2 separate regions of the Homo sapiens genome follow, and region 1 is linked to region 2. The links are chromatin loops, found by intact Hi-C in ENCODE. Cell type or tissue: heart left ventricle. All regions are shown on one strand. Region 1 overlaps KDM4C (lysine demethylase 4C). Region 2 overlaps KDM4C (lysine demethylase 4C).

Evidence for each region. Peaks named below come from ENCODE experiments on the same cell type or tissue, not always from the same donor. Only the 100,000 strongest peaks of a DNase experiment are listed, where the experiment ranks them.
Region 1: it touches region 2 in a loop (2.7-fold over the local background); 6 of 110 quality-filtered maps call a loop at or near these places.

The regions. Positions count from the first base shown.
Region 1 is chr9:7,086,243-7,088,742 of GRCh38, forward strand. All of the region lies in intron 17 of KDM4C (lysine demethylase 4C), which reads left to right. Among named protein-coding and RNA genes, the nearest start is that of KDM4C, 330 kb to the left of the region's middle. In heart left ventricle, no CTCF peak of the experiment used is centred here; no DNase peak of the experiment used is centred here; H3K27ac peaks cover 803 bases.
Region 2 is chr9:7,161,321-7,163,820 of GRCh38, forward strand. The region is part of intron 19 of KDM4C (lysine demethylase 4C); the gene reads left to right. Among named protein-coding and RNA genes, the nearest start is that of KDM4C, 400 kb to the left of the region's middle. In heart left ventricle, no CTCF peak of the experiment used is centred here; no DNase peak of the experiment used is centred here.

The sequences.
Region 1 (2,500 bases), 75 kb before region 2:
ATATTTCTGTATTTTATAACTCCACTGGCCCTAATTATGAATTTCTGAGTTAGGCCAAACAGCATTTTTGTGTGTCCCCTCTCATATACAGTGATTGCCGCAACACCAGCATCGGAATAGTTATTACTCTGTTGAGTAAATATGCCGTCTGTCACAGAGGCAAGTAATCATCCACACTTTATGCTGTGTTTCTCAATGGGATCTTTTTTAGAAAGGTGAGGCTTGTGAGAAATGGGTGAGTCCACATTGGAATAGGCTTGCTCTAAGAGAGACGCCCACCCTCATTCTCAGTTCCAGTCCATCTGCTCCTCCTACCACACTGCCCTTAGGTAAGTGCTGTGCTGGGCACCACCCTGTTCAGCCTTTGATCCTGTCTGGATTGCCTTGAGTGTGTTCTCTGGCCTTTGATTTTCTCCTCAGATAACTGCTACGGGGTTACCAGCAGATTCCTGAGATCATGGACTATGCATGCAGGATCATCTGGCCGGGGTCTTCCAGCTGATACATACACACACCCATGTACCCTTTATAAAGACAGTTACAAGGACAGTTCTTTTCTATATCCCAACTCTCAAACATACTTTTTTCTAAAGTTGATCTGCCTGAGAGCCAGCCTGCAGTCTGCAGGGTCTCCTGTCCCCTCTCCTTCACAGAGTGGGGCAGACAGTTGGTCTTTCTGCCATCTATCTGTGATCCTCCATGCGTCTCTGAGCTCACCGTTGTACTCTGCCCTGTGGTTGAAGACCTCTGGCATGCCAGATGCAAAATACTGGCTCTCATAAAGCTGGAAAAGGGAATGAATCAAGTAGGTGGACAACAAGACTTTTTATTGCAACTTACGTGGCTCTTTTTTTTTTTTTCACTTTTGACAGAATTAAAGGAGTACCCAAATGATGTCAGCTGATACACAGTGATGGGTTCTGACCAGCGTGCGTTTAGGCATATAACTCAGAAAGAGTTCGCATATAACTCAGAAAGAGACATTACTGCAACAAAACCCCTCAAATCCCATTTAGTTTTTAATATGAAGGCTTTTTTTTTTGAAAAAAGAAAAATATAATTAAAATGACACAGAAACATGCCTTAACTCCAGCAGTCTGTAACATACATTCATAAAATAATTTTTAAAGGCTTCATCTATCTGAGATACATTTCCAATAAAAATATACTTTTTTCTTTAATAATTACCAATGTTATAGTACATGTGTAGCTTTGATCAGTTATAAACTGAAAATAAGTATAATAGCCAAACTAGAGGTTTTTTAAAACTTAGAGTCTTGTCATAGGAAATTTTTTAAAAAAATTAAACTTCAATTAATATGCATATTTTTGTTAAAGAGGATTATGGTACAGTGATAACTAAAAGAGTTTCAGGCATAAAATTATCTTACATTCAGTTAAAATTCTGGAGGGAAAGTGGAATAGGAGTAATATAAATTTAAAGGGAATAAGGAATGCTACAAAACGTGAAAGAAGAGCCTGTTCTTTTATTTGTTAAATGGATGATGGAGTTATCAAATGACAATGGTATTTAGAGATACATGTTTTATTTCTAAATGTCAATATTTAATCCACAAGAAGTATAGCTTCTACAATTATTTAAACTTATGATGAGAAATTTTGTGTCCACTTAAAATTGTGTGAGAGGGCACGTAGTTTTTCAAAATTCTATCTACATCCAGTTTATGGAGAACGCCGATTTGTAATCTTACAGTGATTTTTAAATGTGGCTTTGCACTAGAATTGCTTTGAGGTACTACTTATCAAAAATACAGATTTCTGGGCTCCCACTTAGATCTATGAATCAGAACTTCTGGTGGCGGGGCAGAGATGGACAGTGTCTTTAGCAGGATTCTCTGATTCCTCGTGATTTTGGTGCAACCAATCCTGAGAGCAGTGTTTGGCTCCCCCGTATCCACTTGCTTCTTCCTCCAGGCCTGGAGGCCCTGCTTTGTCTGCCTCGGAAGGACCCTTAAAGTGGGCAGGAGCCATGGGGCCAAAAGTACTCGTTGATATGAACCCTGGAATGGGACCTAGGAGAAATGCTGTTTTGTTCATTCACATTTAAGGGAGCATCACATTCTCTCTTTAATCCAGCTCTTGTTGTCTTATCCTAAAATGTGGCATTTTTAAACTCTCCTTTAAGAAATTACAGTTCTTTATTACATTTTTCTATACTAGTATTGACCCACAATCTGCTTAGGATCACTCAAAAACATTGATTTCAAAACTATTTGACTTCTAAAATTTGAGTCTGTTAAAATTCAGAAGTAGTCCATGATTTGTAGCCAGCTTTCTGGATCTTTTAATGATAAAATATTCCTTCAACATATGAGGGGTGGCTATTATTAGATAATATGCAATCGTCTGAAAGGTTTGTCTTAATGGATTACATTTGCTACATATTACAGGAGGTGCATTGTCTTCCTGTATTCCGTATGTGAGAGATTTGTCGCCATTTCCTGTGTCTCAACAAGATAAATGAACTAATTTAAAATAT
Region 2 (2,500 bases):
CCTCTGTGGGCTGCACCCACTGTCCAACCAGTCCCAATGAGATGAACCAGGTATCTCAGTTGGAAATGCAGAGATCACCCGTCTTTTGCATCAATCACGCTGAGAGCTGCAGACGGGAGCTGTTCCTATTTGGCCATCTTCCAGACCTTTTATTTTTAAAAGAAACTTCTCTACCCCGAATGAAATCTTACTCAGAAACCTTATTTGTAAATAAAATCAAAGTTCTACTCTGAAGCCCTCATAGATCTCCCCCCTTGCAAGGACCCTGAAGACCTGCACCCCACAGAGCCATGGGGTTTAGTGTGACAGGCCTCACGTGTGGGTGCAATGCCCTCTGTCTGTCCCTGGCTTGGGCTGCTGGGCTTTATTGCCTCCTAGTGTCTCACACACATTAGGTGGTCAGTAAATAGGTTTTGAATTAGTGATTGAAACAATTTTGGGGACACCCACCAGCTTCTACTTTGGAGAGATCAGAGAAGCCTAAATATCAAACCTTTCAACTTCTTTTCATCAGCTCACATGCTTCTAGTCTCATTCTTGTTTAAATTTATACCCCACATAGTCATAGGAAGTTGCTGGCAAACTCAAAATGTGAAACAGCTGATGAATTGACACTATTTCTTTATGGATGAAAGTAGATGTTACAGAAATAAGCTCTTTTATGTTTTACTCCGAGCTACCTTAACTTCATTTGGAAAGTAGCTAAGGAGTAAATACTGAATTTTACATACTAAATAAAGTTATATGCTAATCAAAATATATGTCCTTCCAGCTGAATGACCTGGTGCAGGGTGAGAAAGGAGCTGTTATGGATGAGAATCGTGCCCCCTGGTTTTGGAGGTGGGGGAGGCACAGAATAACTTATCTTGTTACATAGTTGGTTTGTTATTTTTCTTCTTCTATAAGTAAAGAAAAAGAGTTCTGAAAGCAAGAAGATTGAGAAAGCAAACTGAAATGTCTTCTTGAGTTTGGCATGAAAGATTATGAATTTTATCTTTGTGGCTGATAGAGAGCAACATTAGGATACAGAGCAACGTTAGGAGGAGGCTGAGCAGTAAGTGGTTAGTTGAGGTCAGGCACTGCCAATGCTGGATTAAGATTTCCTGTGAGTGAAAGGTGAATTTACAATTAGTAATAAAAGATATCTAACTATCTCAGGCATTGTTTCCAAAAGGTTTTTGAAAAAAGAATTGTCACTTAGTAAAGTTCATCTATTCAGTTTGTTAATAAAACTATGTTTTTAGGATTAAACTGCTCGAATGCAATTTATGCTTGTCCAGTCCACGTTTCCATGTCCCTCAGCTCTCCTTGGTGATATGGTACCTAAAATTGCAAGTCAGGATTTATTTTGAGGGATTTTATTTTAAAGGTTAATAAAGTTCTGCTGAAGGGCAAATCTGTAAAATTAAGGACCTAAATGATAAAGAAGGGGAGGCCGTAACTCTCCTGCTTGAAAGTTGTTTGTGGTGGGTAAGAAAGTGCAGGGTACAGCCTCATGTATTTCCTGAGGCGTTGACTTGCCTCTGTTGGGATTCGAGAAGGACCCAATAAATAGCATGTCTCGCCCTGCCTGAGGAAAAGCGAGACAAAGGAGTCAGGATTTGGAGATGTAAAGTATCACCTTTATGAGTGATAAAGCAGATATTGAGGAGTGTGGCTTATATCTGTTGGCAAACAGGTTTCAAATACTGGACCCTGGAATTAGACAGGCTTACCTAGTGATGGGCCGTGCAGGAAAGTGCAGGCTCCTCTCCGTGGAAGGAGCAGAGCAGAGTGCAGGTTCTCTGTCTGCATGATGGCTCCAGAGAGAAAGGGAAGGAGCTGAGCTAGAGGTCACCAAACTTTCTTGGCTTGCAGGCACCCTTAGTACCTCAGCATGCTTTTTATAGTGCCTCTCAGTCAAAAGAAGTACCTAACAGTTCTATGTGTTAAGTAAATTAGGTCCAAATAACTCATCAGTATTAGTAAGCTAGGTGCCTCACAAGTGTCACCGTGCTTCTCTTGAATGTATCCCACAGGGTCCCTGTGAGTTTGCTGTAGCACTGCAGAGCACCATGGCACATAGTTTGGGAAATACAGTCTCCTTCAGAATTCAAAAATAAAATTAAGTCGTAACTAATCCTCTTGTAAAAGGCTAAGAGGGGGTGAAGATGAGCCAGATGTATTACCCAAGTGGAGATCCCTCCACATGGGAGACATCTTTAGCAGCAGGAGAAGCATATGCCACCTCCTGCCGCCACACTTACCCCAGCACCTGGGCTTCAGCTCAGAGGAATCCAGAGCTGATGCGACTCTCTAACCTCGGAGACTGACGCATGTAATCAGTTTGTACTCAGAAGCTATACCTTCCAGTGTTCTCGGTACCGCATAAATCTTGGGAAGGGAAATGGAGAGAAAGGTGATAACCCCATGGGAATACATTGAGTACATCTCCACAGCCTACCCTTTCAATTCCACATGCCCTGAGGTCAAGTCCTATGAGGGCCAAGGATAGACTTAC